3 separate regions of the Mus musculus genome follow, and regions 1 and 3 are each linked to region 2. The links are chromatin loops, found by intact Hi-C in ENCODE. Cell type or tissue: heart. All regions are shown on one strand.

The links. Peaks named below come from ENCODE experiments on the same cell type or tissue, not always from the same donor. Only the 100,000 strongest peaks of a DNase experiment are listed, where the experiment ranks them.
Region 1: a loop joins it to region 2, with 5 times the contacts of the local background. A loop is called at or near these places in 24 of 42 quality-filtered maps.
Region 3: it touches region 2 in a loop (5-fold over the local background); 17 of 42 quality-filtered maps call a loop at or near these places.

The regions. Positions count from the first base shown.
Region 1 is chr2:160,713,982-160,721,981 of GRCm38, forward strand. It overlaps Top1 (topoisomerase (DNA) I), which reads left to right. Exons shown (of 21, transcript NM_009408.2): 15 at 100-285; 16 at 1,065-1,133; 17 at 1,732-1,846; 18 at 3,406-3,533; 19 at 6,598-6,692; 20 at 6,946-7,095; 21 at 7,471-8,000. The coding sequence ends at 7,573. Among named protein-coding and RNA genes, the nearest start is that of Gm52567, 13 kb to the right of the region's middle. In heart, CTCF peaks have their summits at 3,477 (motif pointing right) and 3,678; no DNase peak of the experiment used is centred here.
Region 2 is chr2:160,883,849-160,891,848 of GRCm38, forward strand. It overlaps Lpin3 (lipin 3), which reads left to right and starts at 4,320. Exons shown (of 20, transcript NM_001199118.1): 1 at 4,320-4,369. In heart, CTCF peaks have their summits at 239, 1,182 (motif pointing left) and 3,633 (motif pointing left); DNase peaks (open chromatin) are centred at 273, 3,633 and 4,143; H3K4me3 peaks cover 1,644 bases; H3K27ac peaks cover 1,249 bases; H3K27me3 peaks cover 1,656 bases.
Region 3 is chr2:160,757,185-160,765,184 of GRCm38, forward strand. Plcg1 (phospholipase C, gamma 1) reads left to right here. Exons shown (of 34, transcript NM_021280.3): 24 at 30-99; 25 at 788-945; 26 at 2,270-2,366; 27 at 2,498-2,722; 28 at 2,799-2,947; 29 at 3,896-4,010; 30 at 4,121-4,282; 31 at 4,376-4,464; 32 at 4,555-4,739. Among named protein-coding and RNA genes, the nearest start is that of Plcg1, 30 kb to the left of the region's middle. In heart, a CTCF peak has its summit at 3,770 (motif pointing right); DNase peaks (open chromatin) are centred at 3,937 and 5,565.

The DNA of each region.
Region 1 (8,000 bases), 170 kb before region 2:
AATTGGGGGCTTCTGGTTTAGAGTGTCATTGAGATTATATGTGGTCTATGTTTCTTCACTCATCTCTTTCTGAACAACTCTGTTCCCTTTCTTGCACAGCTTGCTCTGAGAGCAGGCAATGAGAAGGAAGAAGGAGAGACGGCAGACACTGTGGGCTGCTGTTCACTTAGAGTGGAACACATCAATTTACACCCAGAATTGGATGGTCAGGAGTATGTGGTGGAATTTGACTTTCCTGGGAAGGACTCAATCAGATACTATAACAAAGTCCCAGTTGAGAAACGAGTAAGTTCATGTGGCCTGTGCTTCTTTCTCTAGCTTGCTCTTTTTACATGTTTGTTTATTCAGCAAATATTTTTTGAGGGCTTTTGCATGTTCTGCATTTTGATGAGCTCTAGTAAAATTGATCTCAAAGAAAGAAAAGAGATAATATTTGGTATATGGTGTGCCTCATTTCATGCCTGCCCTGCAACCTCTGCTACATTGCTGGGAACCTGTGGCCATCTCTGGAAGCAGTTTATAACAGAGTCTGCAGAGAGTTAGCCTTTATAGCAAACTCAATGTTAAGATTGAACACAGCCGCTTTAGTGATTTAAGCATCACAGCATCTGCTGATCACTTGTTATCTTGTGGTTTTTCTTAGCCCCAGTCCAAGCCCCAACTGAATAAAATGGTAATCTTTCAGTTCTCAGTCTCTGAGCTCATCTCTGTAGACCCATGAGATAGACATAGGTACCTACTACTTTCGCCCATTCGATAACAGTGGGTGCCAGTTCAATCGAGTAACTAGGGTAAGCATAGGTTGGCTATAAGGGAGTGTTTTTGTTCTTAGGAAGTAGATGCCAGGATGTTTGATGCTAACAAACATCCTATTTGAGTTACAATATATACCACAAATGGCTGAGAACTGATACTTAGGTATTTATGTAAATTTACACATGCAGAACAAGAATTTGGGTATAATATATATAGGTTGTCTTTCTACCTTTTCTCTTTTTTGAAAGTTATTGTGAGTTTGAAATTATTTCTAAAAAATTTTAAAATAATAATTGGACTTGTTTTAGGTTTTTAAAAACTTACAACTGTTTATGGAGAACAAGCAGCCTGAGGACGATCTTTTTGATCGACTTAATGTGAGTAAACACAGGACACTAGGCTAAAGTCCAAGGCAATCTCAAGCTCCTGGGGTCAAGAGTTGTCAAAGGGTATTTGGACTGTCCATTCAGTCTAGATTGTCCAGTGACATTCTACATATCCCTCCTCCCTTGGGGCACTCAGTCATCTGTAACCAGCAGCAGACCCTCCCTCCTCCCACCCTGTGGGTGGTGCTGTGGATTCCTACCAAAGCTGCAAGGCAGAGGGAGCTGAGCTTTCCATGGATCTTCCCTCTTCCTTTCATCCTTTCATGCTTTCATGAGACGCCCAGCTGCCTTTGCTACAGACCTAAGGCTTTCACTTGCTTTCTTTACTGGGAGAGATATTTATAAGAAAGAAAAAATTTGTTGTCTTGAACTTAAGATTAAAGTACTTTATAGAAAGGCACTATGCAATCCTTCCTGTATTCTGGAATTATTTTCCCTCTTTGCTAACTTCCTCTGTGAAGGACAGGACAGTAACTGGCAGGATGGTGGCAGCACTGGCACAAGGACTCCTAGTATTCACTGTAAGGGAAAGGGTGATTTGGTGTTTACCTCAGTTCCAATATCCTCTTTGTTGTCGTGTTTAATGCAGACTGGTATTCTAAATAAACATCTTCAGGATCTCATGGAGGGCTTGACTGCCAAGGTGTTCCGTACCTACAATGCCTCCATCACACTACAGCAGCAGCTTAAAGAGCTCACAGCCCGTAAGTAATACTCTGTATGGTTGTCCTTGGGATGGTGCCAGTTTCCTTCTCTTCATTCTTTCCCGCCAACCTCTTGAAGAGGCTTTGCTGTCTAAGCAAAACCAAGGCCTTTCTTCCCACTGCTGCTGCAAACTCTAGATTAATCTCATAGAATACTAACAAGAGCTTTGCATCTGGTCTAAAAATTTTTATGTTTTATCTGTGTTACTTACAAGCTCAGAGGGTATAGGCAGTGGTGTTAAATTGGGGAGAATAGAGTTGTCATGGTTACCAGAAAAATGTAGTAGTAAATCTTTTTCTTTTTTTCTTTTTGGTCTTCATAATAGTATGTAATAATTACCTCTGGGACCTTAGAACTTCTTTTCCTCTCCATTTAAAACAAACTCTCACACTGTAGCTAAAGGCTGGGCACATTCATCATGTGATCCAAGCTAGTGAACCTTCTGCTTCAGCCTACCCACAGCTGAGGCTGTAGGCAACCCTTCTGCTCCTGCCACTTGAATTTCCACTGCCTTCTATAAATGTATCAAATGCTCTTAGACGAGCCAGAGATGGTATGCTGGAGATCAGTAATTAGGATTGGTTTAAACAGTGGCTAAAAAGCCTGGATGTGTTGGTGGCAGCCCAGCACTTGGAAGCAGAGGCAAACAAATCTCTTGAGTTTGAAGCTAGCCTGGTCTATAGAGCAAGTTCAAGGACCCTGTCTTAAAAGAACACCCCATCCCCACTCCTACCCCTCCACAAAAAAGAAAGAAAGTCAGATCCCTAGAACTAGAGTAATAGATGAAACCAAACCCAGGTTCTCTGCATGAGCAGCAAGTATTTTTTAACCACTGAGCCTTCTCTGCAGCCCCTGCAGTATAGCTTAGGATCCCTTCATCTCATTCTCCTGTAGTCATTTCTTCTAGCACAGCTGCAGCATTTGCTACATCTGCCTAGTAAGTGGGAGACAGGGAATAAGAAAAGCAGTATAAAGGTCTGGGGGCTTTGGGTTTTTGTTTTTTGTTTTGGTTTGTTTGTTTGTTTAAAGATTTACTTGTTTTATGTGAGTACACTGTCACTGTCTTCAGACATACCAGAAGAGGATATTGGATTCCATTACAGATGACTATGAACCACTGTGTGGTTGCTGGGAATTGCACTCACAACCATCTGGAAAGCAGTCAGTGCTCTTAACAGCTGAGCCATCTCTCCAGGCCCAACTCTTGAAGTTTTTAAGAAACAAAACCAAAAATATAGATTTCCCTGTAATGTAGACAAGCTGGGCAGTAGTTATAGCTATTCAGGAACTTAGCAGTTTAGAGACCACCTGGACTTCATAATGAGACCTGGACACAAAATCCAGTAAGGGTAAAGAAAAATATAAAAGAGAGGCTCAGAATTCCTCCTGTGACAGAAACTCATTCAGGTTTATGTAGAAATTTACTGCCTTTGACTCAAATGTTGACCTTGAAACTTGGTTATGATAAACTGAAGGTTTGTAAAAACATCTAGAATGCATTTCATGTGTATATTCTTGGTATACAAACTGACCCAGTTACTATTATATTTCTTTGTAGCTGATGAGAATGTACCAGCGAAGATTCTATCTTATAACCGTGCCAATCGAGCTGTTGCAATTCTTTGTAACCACCAGAGGGCGCCACCAAAGACCTTTGAGAAGTCAATGATGAACTTGCAGTCTAAGGTATGGTGGGTCCAAAGGTAGGGTAGCAAAGGGAGTCCATGTCTGATGTCTTCTGACAAGCAGAGGCTTCTGGAATCTGACATAGTATGGCCTGGGATAACAGCAGGCTAATCTGGGTCGGTTTAGAAAGATTTTTTTTCAACAAATGGAAATAATTTGATAGTATCATTGTTTTTTTTTCCTAAAATATTTGTGCTGGAGACACAAGTTCTCTATGAGCCACTTTCTGTTTTGAAGTGCTAACTTTGACATACCACTGAATTGCTAGTTGTTGTCCTTGTTATACTTAGGGAAAATGGAAATCTTCGTGGTAGAATGCTTGCCTTGTGTGCAGCATGCTCTGGGCTCCATCCCTAGCATGACAAAAATAAAGTCTCGGTGATCTGGCTAAGAAACATGACAGAAAGATACACCTCAGTGGCAGAACCCACCTTTGCTTGTCTACCATATGTGAAGCCCTGGGCTTGATCCCCAAAGCAGAAGCAGGGGAAGGGAGAGGAATCCTGTTACATTGTTTGAAGTTTAAAAGATGGTGAAGCAATGGCATTTAATTCGCTCCTAATCCTAGAACAACTATTTACATCGGTTGAGGTGTGTCAGATATGACTGTGTCAGGTTGTGCCCTATTGGGAGAGACTGATACGAGAACAAGTTGTTGTTTCTCTCTCGGCACTGGCTGCTTAACTATGCATTTAAATCCACAGTGAACATGTTAAAACAGACACACAGGGTTACAATGGAAAACATTTAATACACACAGTCTGTGGCTTAGGAATAAGTATCCTCATTTAAGATCTTGAGGTGATCCTAACAATTATAAAGTTTAAGACAATGATAATAAAAGTGACATTTCCAGAGTTCTGCAACACTGCAATGCATAACAGGAAAGTATTCACCATCTGTTGGCAATAGTCACAAGACAAGTTATTTCTTTGGATTCTTGCTCACAGTTAAAGAGGAAATAATGTCAACTAGAGAGTAGCCAAAGTACAGATGCATTTTTTTTTTAATCCAAATTTATAGAATTCTATACTTGGACAATTTACTTTTAGAAACTGCTTTGCAATGAAACTTAACACATATTTTCAGGCTTAGAATATTCCCCTATTGAGATTTCTGCAAGATGAGAACACAGGCATAATGTATATTAATCTAAAGCTACAACCTAGAGATTCTGATACCCCTGGCCTGAAAGGATCTCCAGATCCACAGGGAGTGAATCTCAAATCTGCACCTAAGGTCAGCAAAGGACGACGGTCAGCAAGCTAAGAACCCCACAGACTGCCTTTTGAGCATGAGCCTTTGCTTTGCCCTGTTAGATGGAGATCCTCTGATGCTGCTTACTTTCCTCATGTGTTGTCATTCCAAGCCCAGAATAAATAAAGTATGAGTACCAGGTGCTATTTACACAGTTCAGGAGACCCTTCCTGGAGAATGAGGAGGTCATTTGTTGCTCTCATTTGAAACCACTGTTTGAGCAGCTCGGGCTGTCTGCCAAAGAAGCCCTCCAAGTGTAGGAACCTTCTCCAGTGTGCCCACAAAGTAAACACACGCCCAGTTGCCTAGTCAGTCAATGGAGTCTTTGAGAGAATTTGACATAGCTTGCCAGTTTAGCATTCACAGAAATGGTTACGACTGTGATTTGCTGTGTTTCTAGTCTAAGAAGCCTCTGCCTAGTTGTGGCTCCAATGCTTTTGTGTGCAAAGTCAGTTCTAGTACAACATAGATAGTGGAAGGAAGCCACTAACAGTAAACATTTAATGATTCTCTCACAATGGTGAATTGTTTCTAATCTTGGGCTGCATTTTATGTGGGTCCCCTACCCCCACCCCCGGAAGGGTAGAGGGTGGCAATGGGTGTGGTGTTTTTCTAACAAATTTTAGGCTCAGTCAACAACAACCCAATGTGTGTAAGTCAACATGTATTCACTCTGGGATATTCTCTTGACCTCATAGGTCAGCAGGGTGATTATGGGGATAGGATTCTTTAGAATCCAGCAGCACAAACTCACCAGCATTAGCTACAATATCATCATATTGCTGTTTCTAAGCAACACCCAAAGCAGAATTTAGGTTTTGTGGGTTCAACAAGCAGGAAAGAATGATGGAATTATTCTGTCTCTTCCTTGTAGATATGGATTCCATAAGATTTCCTCTGTGGAGGGAAAACTTCAATTGATGCTTATTGAATGATGACTAATTTTCTTCTCACTTTAGACTCCTTTACTTTCTAAAATAGTAAGCCAAGTTGAAGCAATTCCTCATTGATGTCTACTTGCCAGTTTATAATTTCCTGTGATATCCTCTTTAGTATATCCTTTCCCAAAGCTGGCAATTCTTTCCCAGATTTGGCAGGCTTGCTTAGTAGATGTGTGTATCTCCTCTGGTAGTCTCAGAAGGAATGCTAAAGGCCCAGAGTGGTGGCCCACGCCTATAATCCCAGCATTTGAAAGTCAAGGACAGGAAGATCACTGATCACTGAGTTTAAGGCCAGCTTAGTCTACAGAGTGAGTTCTAGTCTCTTCCTTCCTTCCTTTTTTTTTTTTTTTTTTTTTTTTTTTTTTTGAAACAGGGTTTCTCTGTATAGCCCTGGCTGTCCTGGAACTCAACTCTGTATACCAGGCTGGCCTCAAACTCAGAAATCTGCCTGCCTCTGCCTCCCAAGTGCTGGGATTAAAGGTGTGCACCACCGGCTCCAGTCTCTTTCTAACGAACTAACTAACTCATAAACAAACAAAAGAATGCTAAAGTCTGGCATAGGATTAATTTGAAAATAGCTGTCATCTGGGTCCTCCTCTGTTTTCTAAAGCTAGTGTGTTTTCCTGAAAGAGTACAACCAGATTTCCAGGTTACTCTACAGAACCTTATATTGTTCACCGAAGAACGTAAATGAGCAGCAGACAGCAGCTGGATTGTTTTCTGCAGTCACTGTCCACCATTTTCATAAAGCCTTTTTGTACTAGGAAGCACTACAGCTCCCAGTTTTACGTTCTCAGATGAAGCTTCTTTCCCTCTCCAGGTCATTTTATTCCTAACTGCACTGCCGTTTTTCTCTGTCTATCTAGATTGATGCCAAGAAAGATCAGTTAGCAGATGCTCGAAGGGACCTGAAAAGTGCTAAGGCTGATGCCAAAGTCATGAAGGATGCAAAGACCAAGAAGTATGTACCTGACACTGTACCAAGGGTTGGATAAGGGAGAACAGTTGGCACCATCACTCAGAGGCCTGAGTGTTCCAGCTCACATGGTCTCATTATGTAGCCTTGGCTTCCTAGGATAAACCACCATTCTCAGCTGTTTTCAAATACTTCTTGAGGAAATTTTCCATGATTTTCTCCTTTAAGCAGTATATAGGATACTTGTTTGTTCTTGTCCAGAGGTCAGTCTTAATGTATGATTCTGCCATTCTTCCAGGGTAGTAGAGTCAAAAAAGAAGGCTGTACAGAGACTAGAAGAGCAGTTGATGAAGCTGGAAGTTCAAGCCACAGATCGAGAGGAGAACAAACAAATTGCCTTGGGGACCTCCAAACTCAATTATCTGGACCCTAGGATCACAGTGGCTTGGTAAGTCTTAGGCCTGTGTAGATTTCCTGCTTTTGGTTAAGGAAAGGCAGAAAGTCTCTTGGATATTGCCAGCTCCTTCATGCCGTGTCTAAGTTTACATTTCTTCCAGGAGAGCCTACAGCTCTGGTTGCTGAGGTACATGGAATATCCTAGGTGCCCCATGGGCACATTAGTATAGTAGCCCATGCCTGCTTTCGAGATCTCTGAGATAAAGAATGAGCTGATAAAATAAAGTCCTTTGAATATTTTTGTGCACCAGAAAGCTCTGGACCCCTGCTATGGGTTATCATTGAGCTAGACTAATCTCCTTTGTTGTCTCCATATTTATTCGTTTCTTTTTTCTTTCTTTCTTTCTTTCTTTTTTTTTTTTTACAGGTGCAAAAAGTGGGGGGTCCCAATTGAGAAGATTTACAACAAAACCCAGAGGGAGAAGTTTGCTTGGGCCATTGATATGACTGATGAGGACTACGAGTTTTGACCAGTCTCGGCAGGGGTTCTGTGAAAAGGAACAGTGTGGTTTGGGGAAGATGGATAAACTGAGCCTCACTTGCCCTCACACCCGAGGGAGAGGCCACAAGTCTTAACAAACCAACATCTTTGCAAAAAGATAGACCTGGAGATACTATAAGGGAGAGCTGAGCCAGTTGTCCTATGGACAACTTATTTAAAAATATTTCAGATATCAAAATTCTAGCTGTATGATTTGTTTTGAATTTTGTTTTTACTTTCAAGAGAGCAAGTGGATGGGAATTTGTCAGCATCCTGCCAGGCAAATTCAGTTTTGCTGCAATGTTTGGATTCTCTCAGCTACTGTATGTGAAGTCTGATTATATTGGTGCGTTTTTACAGTTAGGGTTTTGCAATAACTTCTATATTTTAATAGAAACAAATTCCTAAACTCCCTC
Region 2 (8,000 bases):
GCAGACATGAATTCACCATACTTAACAAAGAAAAAGTGAAGGCACGCAGTTAGTATTGAATTTGAGATAAATAATGAATATTACATGAGACATACTAAAAAATGCGGATCTAAAATTAAAACAGCTAGTATCTTTTGGTTTTATTTGCTAATAGCAGTATACCAGTTGCCTGCCTCCTACCCTTCAGGCCTGCTCCCTAAGGAAAGCCAACACCAGCTATGCTGCATCCTGTCCCACTAGGACTGGTGGAGAGGCTCTGCTCCTGGCAGCCAGTCTTGCTTCTTATGACATGTGATCACAGCTGCAGGCCTGGCTCAAAGCGTCCATTCACCTCAGGCTGGGTTCACTCGCAAGGAAGTAGTGGGACAAAGTAAATAGTCACTGAACCTGCCTGTGGATTCAGAAGCGTATAGGCTACAAAATTCCATACAGAAGGCAGTGCCACCTCTAATCTTGGATTAATGAGAAAATGACAGCCAGCAGTGGTATAGGCCAAAGCTAGTACACGCACCCAGGAAGAAGAGAAAAAAAGCCAACACAGAACACAAGATCCTTTCAGACTTAAAGGATACCCCAACAGTGGTGCTATAAGGTACAAGCTAGAGCAGGATAGCCCCTGCTGGGTATTAGGACAAGGATGATCACCGAAGACTGCCTCTCACCCATTTACACCCCTCCATAATTACCACATTCTAGATGATTCAACGTTCCAAAACCAAGCTTGATGCAAATCCAATTTCTGCAACCTTATGCACCTTTTCCCCCCCTTTAATAAGGAACGATAAAAACTACTTGTGCTTCATCTTCAAAACTGTGAGCCGAGAGCTGGTCATGGTTCTGTGAGCCTGTAGTAAGAGCTGATAAAGAGGCTGATACCAGAGGATCAGCTGAGCCCAGGAGGTTTAAGTCATCCTGGGCAACATAGCAAAATCTCAGCCCCCTATGCCCAACAAAACAAGTCCACATAAAACAAAAAGAAAGAGTTGGAGAGATGTCTCAATGGTAAGAGCTGTTGTCCTGCAAGCATGAAGATGAGTTCATATCCCAAGGACCCACATAAAATGCCAGTCATGAGGGCTGGAGTGATAGCTCAGTGGTTAAGAGCTGCTGCTCTTTCAGAGGGCCAATGTTTGAGCTCCAGAACCCACATGGAGTCTCACAACTGCTCTAACTCCAGTCCCAGGAGAGCTAGTGCCCTCTTCTGGTGTCTGGGGGCATTGCACATGGATGGTCTTCTCTCTCTCTCTCTCTCTCTCTCTCTCTCTCTCTCTCTCTCTCTCTCTCTCTCTCTCTCTCTCTCATACACACACACACACACACACGTCTGTGCAGGCAAAACACCCAGACACACAAAACAATAAAAGAAAAGAAAACGAAAACCAGGCTTGATGGCACAGGCCTGTTATCTTGGTTAAAAAAAACAAAACAAAAAAATTAAGTCACAGCTGTGCTATAAATCTAGCATTCTGTGACATAGAGAGAGGTAGATCCGGAGAGACCACTGGCTGGCCAGCTGAGCCCATAAAACAAGCTCCTGGTTCAGAGCAGATCATCTCAAAGCATTAAGGTAGAGAGTGATAGTGAAGATGCGTAGCTTTTTCTCCAGCATCGGTATGAACTCAGACTCTCAGGGACATGCCTCTCCCCATCCACTGTACCCTCCCCCACTCTACCCCTCCCCCCACAAACCACACACCTAAACACAAAGTTCAGTAAACACCGGGGAATGCCTAATGTGCACCTCATGCTCTGCTCAGCATTTATTTAGCTCAGTAAAACTACATGGGGTTTTGAAATCTCAGTGCCATGGTCAGCCTTTGTCAAGGGCATGAGGATTTAAATATACACCCAAGACTGAGGACAACTGGTTATCAGATCTTCACAATATAATCCTGCAAGGTAAATTTTATCACTATTTTGCAAGTGATATTAAGAATAAAACAATAGCCGGGCAGTGGTGGTGCATGCCTTTAATTCCAGCACTTGGGAGGCAGAGGTAGGAGGATTTCTGAGTTCAAGGCCAGTCTGGTCTACAGAGTGAGTTCCAGGACAGCCAGGGCTACAGAGAAACCCTATCTTGAAAAACCAAAAAACCAAACCAAACCAAACCAAAAAACAAACCAAAAACAAACAAACAAACAAAACAATAGATTAGGCTCGGCATGGCCGGACACACCTTTAATCCAGCACTCCGGAGGGGGGCTGAGGCAGGCAGAGTCCTTTGCATTGAGGCCAGCCTGTTCTATATAAGCTATATAGTGAAGCCCCATCTTTCTTTCTTCCTTCCTTCCTTTCTTCCTTCCTTTCGACAAGACCTTTTTAAGACCTAGTTGTCCTGAACATACTATGAAGATCAGGCTGGCCTCGAACTCACAAAGATCCACCTACCTCTGCCTCCTGAGAGCTGGGGTTAAAGACTGTGAGATCCCAATTTTAAACAAGGAAAAGCTTGACTCTGACATCAGACGCCTCAGTCTGTGGCCTCTCCTACCTTCTTACCTCCCTTCTTTGAGAATTCCCGTTTCCAGGATTTTACCATCACAGGTAAACCTTATATATATAATGGCGCCACAGGCAAGCTTGTGGCAGGCCACAACCCCCAGGGTGGGCTTTCAATTGCTCTGCCTCCAGCAGGGCTCCTCTGAGATAGCAACTACAGGAAGAACAACAAAAGGCAGTCATTTCTAAACAAGCTCTGTCACCTTGTTGTCACATTATGACAACAGCTTCTCCCTCCTCACAGCCCAGTCCTGTCTGTAGCTTGATTTTCCCAGTTCTCCACTCCCATCCCTCTAGGTCTGCCTTCTTATGACTTTATCCTAAAATAAATACATTTTACTTAGAGCAGAGGTTCTCAGGCCATGGGTGGAGACCCCTAGGGGTGGTATAAATGACCTTTTCATAGGGGTCTCATATCAGATATCTTGCATATTTGATATTTACATAATGACTCTTAACAGTAGCAAAATTACAGTTATGAAGTAGCAACAAAAATAATTTTTATGATTGGAGGTCACCACAGCATGAGGAACTGAATCAGGTCACAGCATTAGGAAGTTTGAGAACCACTGATTTGGAGTGTATACAGCGTGTACGATGGCTTCACAGCCTGCCCGAGATACCTTGTAAGTGTGGATTACGGTTATTCAACTCAGAAGCAAGCACCTTTACTGGCTGAACCATTTTTGTTTGTGTGTCTGTCTGTTAGTTTTGTTTTTTCCAGACAGGGTTTTTATGGGTCTCCCTGGCTGTCCCAGAACTACCTCTGAAGGACATCTTACCTTGAAACTCTGGCATCTGCCTGCCCCTGCCTCCCAGTGTTGGTATAAAGGTGTGCGCCACCGTGCTGGGTTGAATGAGCCATCTTTTAGGCAAAGCCTGACCGTGTGTGCTTTTTCGAACAAACGCCTTCAGCGTCTCATGTTTTCCAGCACATCTTGTTTGCAGGGATCATCCATACAGGTAGTCGGAGAGGTCTCTGAGTCAGGGATTCAAAGTCATTCCTGGCTGGCCCCTTGGGTTTATTGCCTACAAATCTGCTCACTTGTCTTGCTCTTGAGAGTGTTGGGTGGTGAGAAAGTGTGATTGGGTGAGAAGACTGGTCACCATCTGCCCTCTGCTGGCCCGTGGTAGTATTAAGCGCACTGCCCACTCGCTAAAGTGTCTGATAGATGACTGAGCAGGTTTGCAATAGCACTGAGCGTATGAAGGTGGTCCGTTCTTAAAGGCGTTCAAGCTCGGTTGAAGCTGGGTGGTGTAACGGTGGTAGATCTCTTTGCGTGTACCACCGAGTTTTGATGTCAGTATGCAAAAACAAACAAGACTGACATTAACTGAGCAAATAAGACATTCCAACTGTGAGCATATAGGTAGTTAGACCTCGGCTAGAAAGGGGGTGTGGAGGATCAAGAAACGCTGTTCCCGGGATGGGAAATACAAGCGCCAAGCCCTCGACAAAGATATTCGTGTTCTCCGTCAAATCTTACAAGTAGCTTTCCTCTGGTATCCGTGGGAGATTCGCTCAAGGTCACAGAGGCAGGTAGTAAGGAACAGGACGTAGGTAGACGCGGTTCTAAAGTCCGTACGTCTTTCGTGCTCCTGTCGTGACAGCTGGTGTGGCCACGGGTGTGGCTGGGAACGAGTCAGAGCCCCGAAGTCTGTTGCTCCCCATAGGAAAAAGGGCGCCCTGGAGTGGGACCACGGGACGGGGGCGGGGTCTTCTCGAAGTGAAGGGTGGAGCCTGGACTGACCGGGAACAGTGAGAGCCGCACCTGGTTGGTGGAAGGAGTGGAGACCGGATCTCACCGGGTCTCAGAGAAAGCGGAAGTGCCGGGACCTGGACCCTTACCTGTGGAACCTCTGCGTACAGGTAGAGGCGGCGTTTCTGGGTCTCAGTGGTCCTCGGGAGGGAAGTTTCAACGTAGAAACCTAGCCCATAGGAAAACAAAATATGTTTTTCTTCCACTCTGTTCTATCTCATTTTCACGTCAAGGGACAGAGACCACAGGGAGCTAGGGAAAGAGTAGGGGAAGGCTGGCTTCACTTCCTGCCCCTTCCCCTGCGAGCTCCCTGGATAGCCAGGACTAGGAAGCTAGAGAGGAATGCCAGAACCTTTTAGAGAGGCTTCCCAAGACTGGCGGCGTGTCCTTGGTAATAAGAGTCCTCAGTTGCAAAGAGTGTCCCTGGCCCTTGTCTGGCCTGTCTTGCCTGTCAATGAGGGGAACTGAAGCGGCAGTTTCCCAATGCTGGGGAATTGTAACTTAGCGGTAGACCGCTTCCCTGGTATAAGGGCCCCTCCTTATACCCCTACTCTCTTTGGTGGCAGTTGGAAAGTCATCCCCACTCCATAACTCCCCCATCTCAATATCTGGGGTCCCAAGAGTCCAGAGGACCTTGGTTTGGCTTCCCTGTGGTAGAGACAAGCTAGCCCTAGAACTTTGAGGATATATCTAGCCTGGCTTGAACAAGGTACTCCACAAAGCCTGGAGTTCACCTTTCTATTTTGTAAATAGTGAGGTTCCCACTGGTCATGGTGTTGGGTGGCAGCCTACTGTGTCTAAACTGTTAACTGCAAGTAGAGACTGGCCTACTGCACAGCCCACAGCCTGAGTGAGTGTGGAAAAGTCACGATGCTGGTGTCTCTGCTAGATGTCACACACAGGCATAACACCTACTGTACAACAGGGCTGTATCCAAATTATCTCAGCGGGTACTCATCCCTGCCTGATACTATCTCCACTTAAAGAAGCTGGAACGAAGGCTCAGATAAATAGGGACTGGAGAGATGGCTCAGAGTTAAGAGCACTGGTTGCTCTTCTAGAGAACCCGGGTTCAATTCCCAGCAACCACATGGCAGCTCACATCTGTAATTCCAGTTCTGGGGTCTGACACCCTCACATAGACATAGATGCAGGCAAAGCACCAATGCACAGAAAAAAAATTAAAACAAAAATACTTAAAAAGAAAACCTCAGATAAATGAAGCATTTTGCCCTGGGAAGGGGCAAAGTATAGATTAGAACTCAGCCACTGTGGTGTTCTTACCCACAGTGCTTTGCTGCCATCAATAATCTGAGTCTCTAGTACTTAGCCTAAACAGTAGGACAGTCATGGAAGAAAAAAGTCAAAAAGGTTTCCTTAGGGGTGTTTGTGGGGTAGGGGTAGGATTTTACTTAGAGGTACCCGAAGCCCAAGAGAGTGGGAGTCTAGGTGAGATGAGTCTGACTTAAGGCCTATATTACAAGGGAAACTGAGAACCCGTGAATGAACCCGAATAATTCTGGTGACATCATCCCATGTAGCCACCTCTGCCATCCAGCTCCTTTTGCTTGGGTTAGTGACACTCCACTGGGGATGGTTTTTCTCCCAAGGAGACATTTGATTTTGTTTGCAGTGCTGTGGATTGAGCCTAGGGCCTTGCATAGGAAAGACAGGTCCTTTCCCATTGGGCTACACTCCTAGCACTCCTAGGAGGCATTTAACATCTAGAGACAATTTGGCTGACACAGCCTTGGATGGGAGCTGGGAGCCTACTGGTATCAAATGGTCTTACAACACACACACACACACACACACACACACACACACACACACACACACACACATTGCTCTGGTTCCAAACAGCAGTTGAGATGTCATGCTAGAGCAAACCAAGCCTGCCACCACCCTTTTTTCACAGTTCTTTCACTCCCAGCAGGTCTGAGGCTGCTTTGGTTCCATCCCTACCCTGGGCCGCCCATGCTTACTCCTTTGTTCCTGGAAACCCCTGGGTCTTCTCTGCTTTTCCTAGACTCACTGATCTAGAGGTTTGCTCAACAGATAGGTGTCTGTCCTATCAGTCTGTCTCAGTCTGTAGTCATTGAGCTTGATGTTAGAGCAGAATGAAGCTTCCTGCCAAGGAGCCAATAGGTGTCTTTCAGACAAAATTATTATTGGATTTGAGTGACAATACAGAACCATAGAGTTTAATGCCACCCCATTTTGACTTAGCCTCCTGCTGGCTAGGCCAAGACTTTTATTATCAGATGCCTAGATCATGAATGGCCACAGGGCACTGTGGGTAAGGGTACCAGACTGCCTGGGTGCTAATGTCCACTCTGACAGTAACTGAGATGTAACTCTGGGCAAGTCACTTCACCTGTCTGAGTCTTCTTGAAGTGCACCATTTATTGACACAGACAGAGGAAGAACCAACCAGATAGCAGCATTCCCTCAAAACCCACTGAGATCTGATCATTCAGACTTTTCCAAAAGTCACTACAGACATTGAGATAGCTCCTATCAAATGTTCAAGGGTGCAAGCACCACGAGGGACTTTGTTCCGATGTACATGTGGACCTAGGAAGGGTCCTGAGTTCCCACATTTCTAACAAATCCCCAGTGACTCTTATGATGCCAATTCCTAGACCACATTCCAAGTTTGGTGCATCACAGGTCTGCGAAGAGGTGGCTGCTCTCTGTGGTATGGTTTGGGGACTATGGACTAATTAAGAATTCAGGAGACCTTAGTCATAGCCTCTCTTCCTGCTCACCCCCGAGACACACACACAATCTGTGCTCTATTATCTCCATAAAGTGTGGTATACCGCTTAGCTTCTTTGAAGGGTGATCTTGAACCTTTGTCCTCCAGGAATTCTTAGGCAAGATCTGAGAGAGGAGGGTGACCTGTTGTCCTGTGTTGGATCTGGCTCTTAGTCCTCGAAGCCAGAGCAGTAGGTCTCTTACTTGGCAGTGAAACAGGTGTGATGAGCTGAGTCTGGTTCAGGTGGAGCAGGATGAGGGGACACTATGTCAGCTTCGTCACGACTCTCGTTATAGCCCTGGCTTTTCTTGGTTGCCACTGAAGCCTGCTCCTTCACCTCCACCCTGCCTCATGCAGGGAAGCTGGAGAAACCAGTCCGGCTGGGATATAGAACAGCACTGGCCAGAATGTGGGTCTGAGGACCTGCCTGGCTGAATTCCAGTCTGAAGCTAGAGACTAGCTCAGAACAATGCCTGAAGACCCTAGAGTGAGGCTGTGGGTCTCATCTTACCAGGAAAAAGGAGGGGTTGTGAGGCTGGAGTGGTTCCTTAAGCTACTCAGAGACCTTACTTGGTGTCTGGACTAGTAATAGGGTTCAGTAGAGATTTAGGTACCTGAAGTTCATATGCAAGAGCCCACTCGATTTCTAGGGTCAGGGAGCAGCAAGCTAGTTAGACCCATTTCTTATTTTGGTTGTGAGCCTAGCCTTTATGGCTGAGCCATCTCTGCAGCCCTAGACCCATGTCTTAAATGGAAGACTTCCTTTAGGATGCTACCTGCATTAGGAGGCTCTCCGCACTGCCCACAATGCCCTTTTTACACAGTGAGTCTTCTTTCTATTTGTTCTTGCCAGGGGTTCTGGACATGACTCACACAGACCTGGACTTGAACCTCAGGTTCCCTCTTTTATCTGTGTGAGACCTTGGGCAAGTCACTCCACCTCCTGAAGCGTCAGCTAGTCCATCTGTAAACAGGAGCAA
Region 3 (8,000 bases), 130 kb before region 2:
TGACCATCCTGGGGTTTTGCTTCCTACAGCACCTGGATGAGAACAGCCCACTGGGGGACTTGCTGCGAGGGGTCTTAGATGTGCCAGCTTGTCAGATCGGTGAGATCTAATTCCTAGCTCATGATTCCTCTTAGTGTCAGGGTGTCCTTGTCACTCCTCCTGCTTCTGGAGAGGAATCCAGTGGCCGAGTTCCCAGAGGCTACTCTTATACTATGGAAGTCCCAGACTCTTTTGTCATCCCCAAATTTTACCCTCTGCCAAGTACAGTGGAGTCAAAAGTTGGCAGAGATGTTGACAGACTGACATCCAGTCCTAATGGTTTAGACCACAGCATTGTGACAGAAGCTTGGAGATGGGTTAGGGTGGGGGCTACAGTGCATGGCTCCAAGGAAGAGGCATGAGTCTCAGCTGGGTTGGAGCCTTGGTTCCACCATAACTACTATGGTATGTCTGAGCTACAGTATCCTCTGTAAATCGGATCTATATACCAGTTTTGCCTGCTTATAAGTATGGCCAGGAAGAAATGGAATGAATTCCTTTGAGCCAGTGTCTATGGCTGTGGTTCTCAAACTGTGGGTTTTAACCCCTTTGGAGGCCTAACAACCCTTTCCCAGGGTTTGCATATCAGATACGCTGCATATCAGATATTTACAGTATAATTCATAAATAGTAGCAAAATTATGAAATATCAATGAAAAAATTTTATGGTTGGAACTATATTGAAGGGTTCACAGCATTAGAAAGCCCAGAGAGCATTCCTAGCCCTGTATTATTTTACCCCCAACAGCCATCCGTCCTGAGGGCAAAAACAACCGGCTCTTCGTCTTCTCCATCAGCATGCCATCAGTGGCTCAGTGGTCCCTGGATGTTGCAGCTGACTCACAGGAGGAGTTACAGGACTGGGTGAAAAAGATCCGTGAAGTTGCCCAGACTGCAGATGCCAGGGTGAGAACCTGCCACAGCTTAGAAGGTGCTACTGGGATCTGTGGGGGCAACATGTGGGCCTGCCCGGGAGCCAAGGCCTCCAACCCCCAGCGAGCTCCTCTAGAGAAGGCAACTGATGTGGCCAGGCCTTAGATAAGGCACCCAAAAGAACAAACTCAAGACAGGATTGTGATGGATGGGCTTAGGAAATGTTGAGCATTAAGTACTCTCGATCACCTGAATGAGTGTAAGGCAAGAGGGAAGAGAGGTCCTGGGCTGGCAGCAGGAGTCAGATCAGGCTTAGAAGAGAGGAAGAGGGTTCACGTAAACATTTGTAACAGGGCATGGGTCTGGGACAGGAGGCAGAGAAGTTACAGATACCCACAGTAGTGGAACTTTGCTATGCTGAGGGCCACAGAGGTATGGTGTCCTGTAGCTTTAAAAGCAGCAGATATTCCTAGTGACACTATTGAGGTGTCTTAGTGTCATGAGAAGGTTGGATGGCAGTGGGTTGTAGGGAGTTCAGAGTGGGAGTTGGAGTTTGTGGATAGTGGGTAGCATGTATTTGTTTGGAAGGACCAGCTTTCTGGAGGAGCCCTCTTCCATTGAGCCTGGCGAAGCATTTGTAGATGTATGGAAGCTTCTACTTAGAGCCTGTCCCCCCAGCGCATTTGGTGAGCAGATTTGTGACTGGGGACAGACACAATGCTGAGGATTTTGTTAGTGTGCCCCGGAGGGCAAGGTACTGAAAGATCCAGTGGCTGGCAGGCTAGACCCTGCCTGGATTTAGCCTGGAATGAAAAGAAAGATTATAAATAGTGGAGCCCCTGAAGGAGAAGACTACAAAGAACAGTGTGGGGAGTGCCTGAGTAGGCTGCAGCTAAGATCGGGAACGGGAGGAGGAAGGCTGCATTGGCCATGGGGACGTGAGATGGTAAGGTCGTCTAAGGCACACACATTGCCAGGTGGGCTTAAGGCCTTAGTGCTTCAGGGAACCGGGAAGCAGTGTTTTTGCTGAAGGACGAGGCTAGGTAAAGAATAATCAGAAAGCATTATTGGGAGGGCCTTGCCGACCTTAGCTCCATGTGAGGTCATTTGGCACTTAAGTTATGGTGAGACTTCCACCCCAAGAGGGTTGGGGAACAAGTGTATCTGTGGAGACGAAGAAAGAGATAATTTTTGGCCAAAACTGGGAGCCAGTAGTTTTGTTTAGTGTCTGCTGCTATTTAAAATGTGCAAGGAGAGAAGAGGGCCTCAGAACACCTGAAGTGTGTGTGTACCCAAGGCTGGTAGGAGCTTCCTTCTCCTGGGCAGGGCTCAGCCTGGGCCTTGTGTGTGTCACCAGCTCACTGAGGGAAAGATGATGGAGAGGAGGAAGAAGATCGCCTTGGAGCTCTCCGAGCTTGTGGTCTACTGCCGGCCCGTTCCCTTTGATGAAGAGAGTAAGGCTGGGGCCAGGTGTGGTGTGCATGTGCTGAGGGGCTGGTGGCTTGAGAGTGGCGTTTAATACCCTGTCCCTTACATACACTACACAAGGGGGCCGCTCTATACACGCTCTCACTGTTTGGCTCAGAGATTGGCACAGAACGTGCTTGTTACCGGGACATGTCCTCCTTTCCGGAAACCAAGGCTGAGAAGTATGTGAACAAGGCCAAAGGCAAGAAGTTCCTCCAGTACAACCGGCTGCAGCTCTCGCGCATCTACCCTAAGGGCCAGAGGCTAGACTCCTCCAATTATGACCCTCTGCCCATGTGGATCTGCGGTAGCCAGCTTGTAGCACTCAATTTCCAGACCCCAGGTGAGGGGGTCTCTGTGGGTGGGGAGAGACACTTAGGGCAGTTCCACTGGAGCACACTGTAATCCCACTCTTGCAGACAAGCCTATGCAGATGAACCAGGCCCTCTTCATGGCTGGTGGGCATTGTGGCTATGTGCTGCAGCCAAGCACCATGAGAGACGAAGCCTTTGACCCCTTTGATAAGAGCAGTCTCCGAGGTCTGGAACCCTGTGTCATTTGCATTGAGGTGAGTATATTTGTCTGGGTTCTTCAGGGTGGGAAAGGGTTATGAAGACCATTGATACTAAACCTGCTAAGAAGGTGGCGACCAGGTGGGTCAGCACAAGTGGGAAAGGGTACAGGGCCAGAGGTGAGCAGCATTTCTGCTTTACATTGGGGAAGAGAACTTATCTTGGTCTATTCCTGAGCTTGAAGTAGGACCACCTGAAGTGGAAATCCAGCTACAGGTTCTCTGTGAGGTTGGGATCCCAGGGGTAGCATGGCTGATCATGGCCAGTTTTTGGCACAAATGAGTTAGGATGTCGGGTTAAAGCTAACCTGTGAAAAGTCACTACCTGGAAGGAAAAACCTGGTCAGAATGACACAAATCAGGCTAAAAGGGGCCTGTGCTGAGCCAGGCTCCTGTCTGCAGGACCAAGCAAAACCTGAGCTTGCTAGAGCATGACCAGCAGCCTGTTTGCCTTTCCCAGTTCCTAGAATAGAGCTCCCCAGTCCATGTCTGGTGAAATGCTGTGATCAAGGGTCAGCTCAGCCTTCGCTATGGGAATCAGCAGGGGTGGCCTGAACAGTCTGGAAAGAGTAAGAATAGTCTATGGCCAGCTGAGCACACTTAGGAGCACAGAGCCACAGATGGACATGACTGCTACTTTCCAGATATTCCCTCTAAAGTGGAATAATTTAAAAGATTCCCACATTGGAACAGACATGGATTTAACATGAAATGGACTGCCAAGTACGCATGATACTTAGCTAAAGCTCAGGGTTTTACAGCCAACAGCTTGCTCTGGAGTGAACAATGAGCGGCCTAATGGGCAGCACCTTCAGGGCCCAGCAGGGGGCATACTGCCTCCATGGTGCATTTTCCTCCACGATTTGCTCCCCAAGCTTCTGCTGGGAGGATGTTCGGGGTGCTGGGGGGATGTCATCACCCCATCTCTGCCTGCCTGCCTCACAGGTGCTGGGGGCCAGGCATCTGCCGAAGAATGGCCGGGGTATTGTGTGTCCTTTTGTGGAGATTGAGGTGGCTGGGGCTGAGTACGACAGCACCAAGCAAAAGACGGAGTTTGTAGGTAAGTCAGTCTTCCCTCATTACCCATCATTCCCCTGGGGTGTTAAAGACCTCTCCACCAGTCATCACATCCCGTAGATGTGGCCTCAGCTTTTGCCCTTGCTTTCACAGTGGACAACGGACTGAACCCTGTGTGGCCTGCTAAGCCCTTCCACTTCCAGATCAGTAACCCAGAGTTTGCCTTTCTGCGCTTTGTGGTGTATGAGGAAGACATGTTTAGTGACCAGAACTTCTTGGCTCAGGCTACTTTCCCAGTAAAAGGCCTGAAGACAGGTGAGGAATCTTCCTTATAAAGTCTTGCTGTCAGGATGGGGCTTATCCACTTGCTTGACACTTGATAGGCTGAGAGCCAGGTATTTCTCTTAGGATATAGAGCAGTGCCTTTGAAGAACAACTACAGTGAAGACCTGGAGTTGGCCTCCCTGCTCATCAAGATTGACATTTTCCCTGCTAAGGTAACTACAGCAGCGTGAGCAGAGAGTTCAGTCATAGCCCCTGAGATGCAGAAGAGACCTCAACTTTTGTGCACTTCCCTTGCTGAGCAGGAGAACGGTGACCTCAGTCCTTTCAGTGGCATATCCCTAAGGGAACGGGCCTCAGATGCCTCCAGCCAGCTGTTCCATGTCCGGGCCCGGGAAGGGTCCTTTGAAGCCAGATACCAGCAGCCATTTGAAGATTTCCGCATCTCGCAGGAGCATCTAGCAGACCATTTTGACAGTCGGGAACGAAGGTGAGGGAGATGAGGGGAAGTTAGCCAGTGTGGGACCTTGGAGGAAGGGTGCTGGAGCCAGAAAGATCAATCCTTTGGCAGCTTTCTCCTCTGTGGAAAAGGGATAACCGTGTGTCTTGGGTTGTCCTGTCTGGCTGCAAGGCCAGTAAGGACACTTCACTTCTGTTCAGGGCCCCAAGAAGGACTCGGGTCAATGGAGACAACCGCCTCTAGTCAGACCCCACCTAGTTGGAGAGCAGCAGGTGCTGTCCACCTGTGGAATGCCATGAACTGGGTTCTCTGGGAGCTGTCTACTGTAAAGCCTTCTTGGTCTCACAGCCTGGAGCCTGGATTCCAGCAGTGAAGGCTAGACAAAACCAAGCCATTAATGATATGTATTGTTTTGGGCCTCCCTGCCCAGCTCTGGGTGAAGGCAAAAAACTGTACTGTGTCTCGAATTAAGCACACACATCTGGCCCTGAATGTGGAGGTGGGTCCTTCCATCTTGGGCCAGGAGTAGGGCTGAAGCCCCTTGGAAAGAGAAGTTGCCTCAGTTGGTGGCATAGGAGGTCTCAAGGAGCTGCTGACACATTCCTGAAAGAGGAGAAGGAGAAGGAGGAGGAGCCTTGGTGGGCCAGGGAAACAAAGTTTACATTGTCCTGTAGCTTTAAAACCACAGGGTGAAAGAGTAAATGCCCTGCAGTTTGGCCCTGGAGCCAGGACAGAGGAATGCAGGGCCTATAATGAGAAGGCTCTGCTCTGCCCATGGAGGAAGACACAGCACAAGGGCACATTGCCCATGGCTGGGTACACTACCCAGCCTGAAAGATACAGGGGATCATGATAAAAATAGCAGTATTAATTTTTTTTTCTTCTCAGTGGTATTGTAACTAAGTTATTCTGTCCTGCTCCTCACCTTGGAAGGGAAGACCCAGCACAGAGCCTTTGGGAACAGCAGCTCTATGGGGTGTTGTACTGGGAGAGGGCACTGTCAAGAAGGGTGGAGGGGCAGGAAGAGAGAAGAGCAATGTCTACCCTGGTGAGCTTTTTTGTTTTTATGACAAAGACGACTCGATATGCTTCCCCTTAGGAATGGAGATATAGGTAAGTGGAGTCAGGCAGTAGGTACCAAATTAAGCTGCTGCTTGGTGCAGTTTCTATGCAGTTGGTAAAAAGATGCAAAGGAGATGGGAAGGTTGGGAAGGTAAGCCCCACCTCTGAGAACAGAGGCTGGGGTCCAGGCCTGTGGGTGCAAAGGTGCCTCAGCATAGCCAGCATCAGCACACGCAAACCCACTGCCCAAATTTGGGCTCAGGGTTGGCCATTTGCTAGTTCTGCTGCCCTCTTAAGATCTGACTGCCAAATAAATCATCCTCATGTCCTTTTTCTTTTAACTTGTTTGTTTCTTGGGGGCTCAGGAGAACATGGTGATTGAGAATAGAAGCAAGTGTGGTATAATATCCCTGGAGACCTGGGAAGTCACACAGCTCTTCCCTGTGGCTCTAAAATGTGAGGCCCCTCTGCCACCCCATCTTCTAATGGTATTGTTGAAGCCTGCCCACCCCATCAAGGGGCAAGCTCAGTCTCCATTGCACAGAAACCTACTTCAAAAAAGTAGCATTTGGTTATGTGCTGCCAGGTGCGTCTGTTTGCCTCTTCATCTGCCAGTTAGAACCTCTGTGCCTCCCATGCTGAGGAAGGCCTATTCCTTCCTGAGGCTTTGCTGCAGCACTTTGCTGGAGCAGGACAAAACCATGCCACAGTGAAGCAGCGTGTACCATGTGCTGAACTAGCTGGCTCAGGTCACAGAGCATAAGTATTTGGGTGATGGCTGGGTCTGTAGCTTTCATCTAACGCAGTGAATTTCAACCTGTGTGTTGTAATCCCTTTGGGACCCAATATCAGATGCCTTACATATCAGGTATTTACATTATGATTTATAACAGCAAAGTTAGTTATGAAGCAGCAGTGAAATAATTTTATGGTTGGGGTTCATTACAGCATGAGGGACCGTATTAAAGAGCCGAAGCATTAGAAAGGTTGACAACCACTGATGGAAAATTTTCCTGTCCCATCACAGACCGAGGGGAGGGATCCTTTCACACACAGGAAATGGTGGGTGGAGTGTATCAGGTCCTCAGACTCTCTGAGTTCATCCTTGAGTCTTGTGGCCCAGGAGAAGGTAGGAGCCATGTTTTTCAGTACTCAGTACTGCTACATGACAGCTTTGCTTGGTGCTGAGCATCTTAATTTCCTTTTTCTGAGCAAGTCTCCCAGAGAGGCTCAGCACTGCCTCCTAAACAGCTTCACAGAACCGTGATTCACACGTCTTGTCCCCTTACCATATTTCCCTTCAGGTAGTGGTTTCTTCTCAGTGGAGTAGATTTAAGGATCAGTTTCATTACTTAAATCCCCCAGGTAAACCTGACTACTGTTGAGTGATCCAGGAGACCCATCTTGGTGCCCCGTGGCTGTCTTGCCTGATTCATCCAGTGTGTCCCTACATGTGACAGCTTGGTTAACACTGCTTTGCACCCATTGGGTTATGACCTGTAGAATCTCAGCCAAGCATTGTTTAAAAACACCCTCAGGTACATCTGAGAAATACTGTTGTCAGGGCTTTGCTCCCTGGAGCATGAAAATGAGAAGTCAGGTTGAGAACCATTATCTTTGGCAGAGGAAACCAAAAGAGTGGGGTTGGAAGGGAAGGCAGTGATAACAGGAATACAAGCCAAGAGATGACTCCTTTTGGCTAGCAGGCCAGAGACAAGTAAAGAGGGACCACTGAGTGTTACCAGTGAAAACACGTTAACAAAAGAAGTCACTGCCTGTGACTTCAGGGGTATAGGACTGAAATGCGGGATTAAAAGACAGAAACATTTTGTGGCCTTTACTAAGAAAAATCACAAGTAGCTGTGCCCCTAACAGAGAGAGCTGGGGCCTCACTTGGGGCCAGACTCACCCTGGACTTTAGCTGAGGACAGGGACTAAACAGTCACTTGTCTTTCAACTTATTCCTTACCTCGACCATATCAGATCTGCTGAGTGAGTGTGAGGTTACCCCACCAACTTAGTGACCAAAACAAGCCCAGACCTGCCTTACATTTTAGTTAAGTGCATCTTTCCCTTAGAGGCTTTCCCCACCTAGGATATAAATCCCCAGAGGATTTATATCCATGGGTCACTGTGTCTTATCAGGAAGACTCTACAGCTCCCTGCAGGCTGATCCTGCCGTCTCCACCAGTGTGTTCTGAACCTGCCCACCAAGGACTCAAGAGATAG